Linked DNA regions of Homo sapiens: region 2 is linked to region 1. Evidence: chromatin loops called from intact Hi-C (ENCODE). Cell type or tissue: OCI-LY7. All regions are shown on one strand. Each heading gives the region's core, and the rest is flanking DNA. Links, peaks and the distances in the headings are about the cores only.

Evidence for each region. Peaks named below come from ENCODE experiments on the same cell type or tissue, not always from the same donor. Only the 100,000 strongest peaks of a DNase experiment are listed, where the experiment ranks them.
Region 2: it touches region 1 in a loop (7-fold over the local background); 2 of 110 quality-filtered maps call a loop at or near these places.

The regions. Positions count from the first base shown.
Region 1 is chr12:1,313,826-1,319,207 of GRCh38, forward strand. The region is part of intron 15 of ERC1 (ELKS/RAB6-interacting/CAST family member 1); the gene reads left to right. Among named protein-coding and RNA genes, the nearest start is that of LINC00942, 180 kb to the right of the region's middle. In OCI-LY7, for the core only: no CTCF peak of the experiment used is centred there; DNase peaks (open chromatin) are centred at 2,186, 3,896 and 4,976; H3K4me3 peaks cover 756 bases; H3K27ac peaks cover 3,443 bases.
Region 2 is chr12:1,551,618-1,556,999 of GRCh38, forward strand. No RefSeq gene overlaps it. Among named protein-coding and RNA genes, the nearest start is that of FBXL14, 40 kb to the right of the region's middle. RefSeq lists enhancers at 2,651-2,720, 2,781-2,840, 3,121-3,220. In OCI-LY7, for the core only: no CTCF peak of the experiment used is centred there; DNase peaks (open chromatin) are centred at 1,794, 2,264, 2,534 and 2,964; H3K4me3 peaks cover 1,640 bases; H3K27ac peaks cover 3,053 bases.

The DNA of each region.
Region 1 (5,382 bases), core at 172-5,171:
ATACAAAAATCAGCCGGGCATGGTGGTAGGTGCCTATAATCCCAGCTACTCGGGAGGCTGAGGCAGGAGAATTGCTTGAACCTGGAAGGCGGAGTTTGCTGTGAGCCCAGATCACACCATTGCACTTCAGCCTGGGCAACAGAGTGAGACTCTGTCTAAAAACATAATAATAATAAATTAAATTAAATTAAAGTGTGTGGTAGTGATAATGGGCTGGAGGGTATGGTGAGTCTATGTTGCTGACATGCTAACCCACATCCTGTCTACTTCATCAGTATTTCCTATTGTATTAGAAAGATGAGAAGGTTCCTTAAATTTTTAACTCCATAGAGGTGATTCATTTACTATAAAGCCTTAAGAAAAATACTTACCCTATCTGGGCCTCTGTTTCTCCATCCATGAAATGAGAACATTGATCATAATAGAAAAGTAGGCAAAGAATATAATCAAGCAATTCACAAAACTATACACGCAGATGACTAATAAAATTATAAGAAAATATTAAGCCTCACTTATGACAAAAGAAGATTAAATTTAAATAAAAAGTTCCTTTCTAAAAATGTAACATAGTAGCAGAGATGTAATACCCAGTGGCAATAAGAATATAAAGAAACAAGTATTTGAGTGTAAAGATAGTCTGAAGTAGTAAACGAGGGCAACTAGGTGTATTTATCAAAGGTTTTAAAAAATGCGCAAAAACTTTTGACCCTGCAATTCTACTTTGAGGAACTTTCCTACCTGAATTTTTGACAAGCACACAATGATTGACCCTGGTAAATTGACATAAGGTATTTTTAACTCCAGCCAGTTTTTTTCTTTACTGTAGTAATTTGTGTGAAGCTTTCTAAGAAGTAAATATGTAATTTACTGTCAAAGCTTTTTTCTTTTAGAAAATCTAAGCCATGAACATTTAATATGTTTTCGTTTTACCTTATATTAGGAAGATAATGGCAATCTTTTAAAAATAAAAATTATTTCTTTGTTCATATCTTAATTTTTGTTTCAATCTGTCTGTCCATTTTGGTCTTGTCTATTTTACCTCTGGGCTCTATCTTTACTACAACCAGTCTTCCTAACTCTTCTCCCAACTTTCAGAAGTAGTTTTCTAACTATGTCAATGAAGTATTTCCAAATGAAACTTGCCAAATGGTCTAATGCCATAAAGACTTCTGCTTCTGTCTTCATTGGATTTTAGTCAGTAAATTTTCTTTCTTTTTTATTTATTTGTTTATTTATTTATTGAGAATGGAGTCTCACTCTCTCTGCTCACTGCAACCTCTGCCTCCCGGGTTCAAGCAATTTTCCTTCCTCAGCCTGCCAAGTAGCTGGGACTACAGGTGTGCACCACCACATTTGGCTAATTGTATTTTTAGTACAGGTGGGATTTCACCATGTTGTCCAGGCTGATCTTGAACTCCTGACGTCAGGTGATCCACCCACCTCGGCCTTCCAAAGTGCTGGGATTATAGAAGTGAGCCACTGCGCCCAGCCCATATTCAGAAGTTTTCTACAGTTTTTTTGTTTTGTTTTGTTTTGTTTTTTTGAGATGAAGCCTTGCTCTGTCACCCAGGCTAGAGTGCAGTGGTGTGATCTTGGCTCACTGCAACCTCCACCTCCCAGGTTCAAGCTATTCTCCTGCCTCAGCCTCCCAAGTATCTGGGATTACAGGTGCCCGCCACAACGCCTAGCTAATTTTTGTATTTTTAGTAGAGACGGGGTTTCACCATGTTGGCCAGGCTGGTCTCGAACTCCTGACCTCAGGGGATCCGCACTTTTGGAGGCCGAGGTGGGCGGATCTACAGGATTTTAAAACATGAAGTTGTGCCTCTTCCCAAATTTATTCTCAGACTTATTTTTTTACTAGTTTTATTTCTGAATGGCACATTAGAGAGAGAGAAAGCCAGAGAGAGAGAGAGCGAGAGAGAGGAAAGAAGAGACAAGGTGGGACCGATGGTATAATTGAGTTCATAGAAAGACAGTGAAGTGAATCATGGGTGTTTCATCACTTTACAAAACTGATAACAATAATATCATTTCTAGAAACGTGAATTTACAGTATGAAATGGTAAACATTTTTTTTTTTTGAGACGGAGTCTCACTCTGTCGCCCAGGCTGGAGTGCAGTGGTGCAGCCTTGGCTCACTGCAAGCTCCACCTCCAGTGAGCCATTCCCCTGCCTCAGCCTCCCCCAGCAGCTGGGACTACAGGTGCATGCCATCACGCCCGACTAATTTTTTGTATTTTTAGTAGAAATGGGGTTTCACCGTGTTAGGCAGATGGTCTTGATCTCCTGACCTCGTGATCCACCCGCCTCGGCCTCCCAAAGTGCTGGGATTACTGGCTTGAGCCACCGCGCCCGGCTGGTAAACATCTTTTTATAGCTAATGGGCACTTTTAGGCTAACTGAGCAGTGAACACTATTAAATATATGAGAAGCTTTTTAAACCACCTTCCACTTAATTCATAACTACTTGTCAGGTTGAGACTTTCTTTTCTCTGTTAACCATGCCAATTTTTGCTCAGAGCATGCTGAAAAAGCTACTAGATTACTGTCACATATACCAGGCATGGCTCTGTTAACCTGTTTAGTTGTATTATTGCTGAAAAGTTATTTATTCCAGCTATTCTTGATATTTTAATTATATATTTTTATTATTATAAGAAACCAATGACATACTCATATGAAAAAATATCTCTGTGAAATAAAGCAAAATGTTTTGGAAAAGGGATGCAGGTAAGTCATTTCAAAATTGCTGTTGTTAATGCGGGAGAGGATTTGGAAAAATAGGAACGCTTTTATACTGTTGGTGGGAGTGTAAATTAGTTCAACCATTGTGGAAGACACTGTGGCGATTCCTCAAGGATCTAGAACCAGAAATACCATTTGACCCAGCAATCCCATTACTGGATATATACCCAAAGGATTATAAATCATGCTGCTATAAAGACACATGCACACGTATGTTTATTGCAGCACTGTTCACAATAGCAAAGACTTGGAACCAAACCAAATGCCCATCAATGATAGACTGGATAAAGAAAATGTGGCACGTGGCCAGGCATGGCGGCTCATGCCTGTAATCCCAGCACTTTGGGAGGCCGAGGCGGGTGGATCACCTGAGGTCAGGAGTTCAAGACCAGCCTGGCCAACATGGTGAAACCCCATCTCTACTAAAAATACCAAAAATTAGCTGGGTGTAGTGGCAGGCACCTGTAATCCCAGCTACTCAGGAGGCTGAGACAGGAGAATCGCTTGAATCCAGGAGGCAGAGGTTGCAGTGAGCCGAGGTCATGCCATTGCACTCCACCCTGGGCAACAAGAGAGAAACTCTGTCTCAAAAACGAAAAAAAAAAAAAAAGAAAATGTGTAACATATACACCATGGAATACTATGCAGCCATAAAAAAGGATGAGTTCATGTCCTTTGCAGGGACATGGATGAAGCTGGAAACCATCATTCTCAGCAAACTAACACAGGAACAGAAAACCAAACACCGCATGTTCTCACTCATAAGTGGGAGCTGAACCGTGAGAACACATGGACACAGGGAGGGGAACATCACACACGGCCTGTCGGGGGATCAGGGGCTAGGAAAGGGATAGCATTAGGAGAAATACCTAATGTAGATGATGGGTTGATGGGTGCAGCAAACCACCATGGCACATGTATACCTATGTAACAAACCTGCACGTTCTGCACGTGTATCCCAGAACTTAAAGTATAATTTTAAAAAAAGTAAATCCAAAAAAAAATTGCTGCTGTTGAATTAGGTTAACAGTTACTGAATATTGGGAGACTTTTTGAAACCTCACAGTTTGAAATTGGCATTGTATTTCAAATGTCTGCATACTGACTAGCCCCACTTTCACACAACCAGAGCTGAAAAGGATGTGAAAAAGACAATACTGAACCTAAGTCATCAGATTATATGGTGATCTTTGGATCTCGTCTAAATGAAAAACCAGCAAAGCAGCTTCAAAGCAGCAAAACACTCTCTATATACTTTCTTTATTCTTTAAGAAATATTTTAGTTAATCACCTAGCAGACTTGAGTGTCACATAAAGGGGCTTCTTCTATAGTTTCTCATAAATAATTTGCTGATTCTGGGAACTCTAAAAGGTAAATATTTTATGTAGCATGTGTATATTGTAAATTATTTATAAAAATGTTTTAAAAGACCTAATCCTGAAATAGTAAATAACTAAAAATTTACAAATACTATTCTCAAATAGTAAATAAGTATATATGAGCTTTCAAGTTAGAACTAAAATTTCCATGATGTGATATCTATTTTAAGATTTGTTTATCAAGGAATATTGTAATTTGGGAGGATTTTTTAAAAGCAGATTTTATTTTTTCTGCCCTTCACAAAAACTAAATCTGAGCCTTGGGAAATCAGGGCAGCTGCATCATGATGTGACTTGCCTGGGGTTTGGTATTTTGCTGAGATACCTGCCAGTTGGAATTAGAACCCTATGGGTATAACTAGGGTAGACTTAATTATTGGCTTACTGTATTTAAATCAAAATGAAAAGCTCATACAAAATTTTGTACCCGTACTCTGAAAAAATGTGGAACTGTTTTTGGACTAAAATTTTATAGCTTTTGTGGCTAATGAGGCATGAAATAAATTGGCAAGCTCAAACTGTTCGGAGTACAGTGGTACAGTGTGCATTTTCTAATTCCCAGCCCTTGGGATTCCAGCAAAGGTCACAAATTAAACAAAGTCAGGATTAATCAAGACTATAATCAAATAAAACTCAATCATTAATCCTCTTCTGACTTACAATAGAGTGATTGTGTAATTGTGTGAGAAGCACTGGAGAGGGCTCTTTTGTAGTGCGTAGGAAAATCAACATTAAGGTGTCAGACAGAAAAGTGAAACCCTGCAGGTGAAGCTGTCTCTGGAGCCAAGAGAAACTGGCAATTTATGCAGAGTTGCAAGTGAAGCTTTGGAGCATTGAAAGGCTGTTGGCACTGAGCTGCAGAGCGTGTGGGTCTCTCGGTGAGGCCTCCACAGAGATCAGTTTACGGGCTGCAGCAGGCCGTTTGCTGAGAAGCTCAGTGTTTGGGTGCAGCAGCTCCAAGCAACAGTCTCTCCAAGTTAACTGCCAGAAATTTACTGTGTAATTCTCAGCTCTTTGTAATTTTGAAGAAGAGGTTATGGAAAAGCATTTCCTCTGTGGGAGTAATTATGTGTCAGAAAATGCCATTCCTCAATAAAGGGGGAAGGTTCACAAAGCACAGAACTTTGTCCTATTTATTCCATGTTCCTGACTTCTGAACTGATGCTTGCTTTCTGCTATTTTATGTTCTATAGTGATACTTTCTTCATTTTTCATCCCTTCATCTCAAGTCAGCGTCAGTTTTATTGCTTTAAA
Region 2 (5,382 bases), core at 303-5,302, 240 kb after region 1:
AGTGACAAGAACAGGACAACTAGGACGAAGTTCTGCCATTTGGAGACTGTAACAACTGTATCGTGACTGTGGTTTGGCTGCCAGCATTGAGATTCCTATTTGGATTTTGGAGTCATTAGCTGGGATGAGATGTGTGCTTGTGTCATCTTGAATGCCCACTTTAGCTGACTGGTGGTGGCCTCCCAGGACCGTACACTTCGTTTGAGAGGATTGTGAGACCATCCATGGGAAAGAGCTCCATTGCCTCATCACTCATGTCCTCCAGTTGGTCTCCAGGTGAGGAAGAGGTGGGGCATGTGTGTGAGGATGAGGATTTGCCCTCCCAGCCTTAGAGAACATTCAGAAGGCCACTGTAATTGAGGTCAGGGCGGTGCAGTGAGACGGCAGAGTGTCACGGATGTAAAAGATTATTGCAGAGGAAGATGTAAGACTTGTCACTGAATTAGACCTGGGAGGTGACTGTGGCTTTGAGTCTGGCTGACTGGCAGCACATAGCTGTAGCAGTTGTGTAAACAACTAAGTTAGGGGCTGGATGGAGGGGAGGGTGGATGGAGCCATTTTTGGACCTGCTGACTTTGAGGTGGCTAGTCTATCCAAGCAGTTATAAATGTGGCACTGGAACTTCTTTCAAGAAGTTTGGCAAAGAATAGAAATTGGGCAGTAATTGGAGGGAGCAGCAGTGTCAAAGGAAACATGGAGACAGGTTGGCAAGGGCCTAAGATGTGCGAGAGAGGAGGGTGATTCATGGGGCAAGATCCCAGCAGTTGCAAGAGGGGAAGGGATTGAGAGTAAGGTGACAGAGTTAGCCTGGAATTACTCATGCTATGTGGGTAGATGACAGGTAGCCAGCCCCTTGCTCTTCATGTAGGCTGAGGTGCTCATTAGCCCTTCCATTCTCCGTCCTTTTCACCCCCCAGTTGTCTGGTCCCTCTCTCCTTGCATCTGAGTGTGCTTTCCTGCTAGGCCATCCTGGCTTGCACATCGTGCTCTGCCATGGTTCCTCCTCTCCATTCCAGTGTCCCCCAAGGGAACGGTTTCCTCTGCCGTGAAGCAGAGGCCATTCTCCTTACGGCCTCCTGATCCCTGTCTCAGCCTTTCTCGGTGCCCAAAGAATTTCTGTGAAGCTGTCTCATGCTTTCCAAACTTTCTTAACTTAACTAGATCCTTTTCTTCTTCCAATCAGAATCTTTCAACCAGTCTGCCTTCCTCTCAGGCCTTTTCTTTCTCCTGCTTTCTGTGTTCTTCTCCCATTCGTGGCCCTCCGGCCCCCTGTGGACCCTTCGTCATCATCACATCCCTTCGTAAAGTCATGCCCATTTCCAGTTTTGAGGACTTCTCGGAATAAATGTTAGTATATCTAAAACTCAATTATGTTTTGGTTACTCACGTTCCAGCCCAGTGACTTATACTCAAGCCATAAAGCAGTGGATTTTAATGGCTGAAAGGTCAGCTGGAAATCATCTAATCCTGCGCTTCCCAACATCTGTTCTTCCTGAGAGGTTAATAGGCACTTGGAGGAAAAAAAGGTTGTGTGATCAAGTAAGTTTGAGAAATGCTGGTTTCCACCAAATTAAACACATTTTTTTAAAACCACAGAGGTTTAATGTGTTCATATGCCGTGTGACTCCCTCAGGAGCAGGAGGGAGTGTATCCCATGCTTATTTGTGGAACCCTTCGTCAGAGGGCACCATCGATCTGTCCTCTGCCACGTTTAGTGGACGAGCACACTCGCACACCCTGAGCGTCTGATGTCAGTCACTGAGGTTGCTCATCTTAGATAGGCTCTGGGGACTGTTTTGTAGCTCCAGCAGGAGCCATTGTGACAGTGCCAGTTGCTGTGATGTTTGTGAATCTTTAACCATGCGTTTAGCAAAAGTTTTGGCTCTGCTGTGAACTGGTGCCAAGGGAAAACTGCTCTGAACTTTCCCAAATGAAAAATAAGAATTAGACAGGCAATCTGGTGAGACCATAGCCAGTGACACGCCTTTTACTAAGGAACACCGAGCAGCGCACTGTGGCCCCAGGAGGAAGCTGGACTCTCACTCCTGAGCCGGGAGTTCCAAGCCCTTCCGATTCAATTCCATTTCCCACATCTCTCCTGGATGAGCCCGGCATCACGGCCGGTCAGAGCCGCCTGCTGTTTTCCTGAGCATGACGTCCGAAGAGCCACACTTGTGGTCCTCGTGATGCCTTGCTGCTGTTGGCAGTGCCCTTTTGCAGCTACAAGCCTGGGGGACGACCACGTTTACTCAAGATTCACACCTCCCAGCCTCTCCAAGCAGGCTGCTTTCTCCTCAGAGCTCCCAAAGACACCTCTACACAAAAATTCCGATTTAAAACCTAGTGCGTTCCTTTAACTATTTGGTTTTAGTTTGTCCTCCTCAGTGGACCCCCATCTTTGAGGGCAGAAACCCCCTTCCATACACCACTGTGCCCGTGGCCCTGCCCTCATGAAGGGCTCGGCCTGGAGCAGGTGTGGGCAAATTTTGTGCGATGAATGAGTCCTCCCTGGTGAGGCTGACTGGCCAGCAGATGCTGCAGGAGAGCTACCCATGTGGGAGGTTCCTGGAAGCCTTTCAGAGACAAATGGCATTTGAGAAGGACTTGGAGGAAACCCCTGAACTGGCAAGCGAGAGAGGGAAAAACCCTTCCAGGTGAAGGTCGAGTGGAAAGGTAGATAGAGGTGTGGCAGGGAATAAAGGAACAGAGATGGTAGGAGAGATTCCATCCTGGGCAGAGCAGAGAAGCCAGGTGGGGCAGAGGAGCGAAGGAGACCAGCGATCGGGCAGGAGAAAGAGTGGAAGGAAGGTCTTGAAGGAGAAGTGCCAGGAGGTGGACAGGGCCATGCAGCTGCAGGGGCACAGTTCCCATACGACCTCCAGCTGCCCAGTGGTTTTCTGGCAGTCCCTCAGCCAGATGTTTGTATAGTACCCAGGCCAGGTGCTGCCTGGCTCTCAAACATTTGAATAACTGAAACCATCTCAGAGGAGGTTGTATTTTTAGCCAGGGGCTGTGGTAGGCAATAGTTCCAGTCGTCCTGGCTACTAGAGTGGCAGGGAGGCTCTGGTGTCTGAGTAGGCGTTGGATTCTCATTCTGACTTGCCTCTGACAGGCTGAGATGCTGGGAAAGCCCCTCGATCCTTCCAGATCACCTGCCTGAGTGGTGGGGGGGCAGGGGTTGCAGTCTGAGTTTGGTCTCTTTCTGAGGGGGCAATGGTAGAAGTTTCCCTTATGTGGCAATGGGAGGGAAGGGGCCGGTTGGGAGAATCCTTATTTCTCCTTGATGATGGGCATTGGTTCTTAACCCACGGGAACAATTTATCAGCTTCATTGATCCCTAATGGTTCAGGGTAAAACCTGCTACACAAGGTCACAGTCCAAAAAGGACCCATGTCTTTTTTTTTTTTTTTTTTTGAGACGGAGTCTCTCTCTTGTCACCCAGGCTGGAATGCAGTGGTGCGATCTCAGCTCACTGCAACCTCCGCCTCTCTGGTTCAAGCGATTCTCCTGCTTCAGACTCCTGAGTAGCTGGGATTACAGGCACCTACCATCACGCCTGGCTAAGTTTTGTATTTTTACTAGATATGGGGTTTCACCATGCTGGCCAGGCTGGTCTTGAACTTCTGACCTCAGGTGATCCACCTGCCTTGGCCTCCCAAAGTGCTGGGATTACAGGCATGAGCCACCACACCCGGCCTCATATGTCTTTTGACCCCTGGGGTGCTGCTAGCTATCAAACTGGGCAGTCAAATGTGGGATGCATTCCTTTCAATGCTGCCTCGTATCTGCTCATTCACTGAGCAGAAGAAGCTTTATGCTCCAACAGGGACTCACGGACAAAGACCAGTTTTTTCAATTATCAGATAGGTTCACAAACATTATTGTTTTTTAAAAATTTATGGTAAAATGTACTTAACAAAATTTTCCATTTCAACCATTTTTAAGTGTACAGTTCTGTGGCATTGGGCACATTCACACTGCTGTGTAATCATCACCACGTCCATCTCCAAAACTTTTCCATCTTCCCCAACTGAAATTCTGTTCAGAATTAACACTATTGTTTAATTAACATAAAACAATAACTTCCCATCCTTCCTGCCTTCCAGCCCCTGACAACCACTTCTTTCTGTCTGCTTCTACTTTCCTGCGTATGTATGTATGTATTTATTTTTGAGACAGGGTCTTGCTCTGTTACCCAAGTTGGAGTGCAGTGGTGCAACCACAGCTCACTGCAGGCTCAAACTTCTGGGCTTAAGCAGTCCTCCCACCTCAGCCTCCTAAGTAGCTGGGACTACAGGTGTGTGCCACCACACTCTGCTAATTTTTTAGTTTTTATTTTTTGTATAGACAGGGTCTCACCATGTTGACCAGGCTGGTCTCAAACTCCTGGGCTCAAGTGATCCTCCCACCTCAGCCTCCCGAAGTGCTGGATTACAGGCGCGAGCCACCACATCGGGACCTACTTTCTATCTATGAGTTTATCTATTATAAATACCTCTTAGAAGTGGAATTATAAAATATGTCCTTTTGTGTCTGGCTTATTTTGCTTAGCATCTATGTTTCATCCATGGATGAAACTTTTTTTTTTTTGAGACGGAATCTTGCTCTGTCGCCCAGGCTGGAGTCCAGTGGCGCAATCTCGGCTCACTGCAAGCTCTGCTTCCCGGGTTCACGTCATTCTCCTGCCTCAGCCTCCCAAGTAGCTGGGACTACAGGTGCCTGCCCCCACGCCTGGCTAATTTTTTGTATTTTTAGTAGAGACGGGGTTTCACCGTGTTAGTCAGGATGGTCTCGATCTCCTGACCTTGTGATCCACCCGCCTCAGCCTCCCAAAGTGCTGGGATTACAGGCGTGAGCCACCTCGCCTGGCCCATGGATGAAACTTAGCAATATTTCATCCATGTCGTAGCATGCATCAGAATTTCCTTCCTTTTTTAAGGCTGAATAATATTCCATTGCATGTGTATACAACATTTTGTTTATCCCCCAATAGAATATTACTTTTTTATTTTTTAACTTCAATTTTTATTTGTAGTTGACAAATAACAATTGTAAATTTACAGGGTACAATGTGATGTTTCGATATATGTATACCTTGTGGAATGATTATATCAAGCTGACACATCTATCACCTCACATACTTATCCTTTTTTGTAGTGAGTGCATTTAAAATCTATTGTTTTAGCAATTTTGAGATATATAATACATTATTATTAACTGTGGTTGCCATGCTGGGTAATAGATCTTGAAGAATTATTCCTCCTGTCTAACTGGAACTTTCTACCCTTTGGTCAACATCTGTGCATTCCCCACCCCTCACCCCCAGTATCTGGTAACCACCATTCTACACTGTAATTCTATAAGTTTGACTTTTTAAGATAC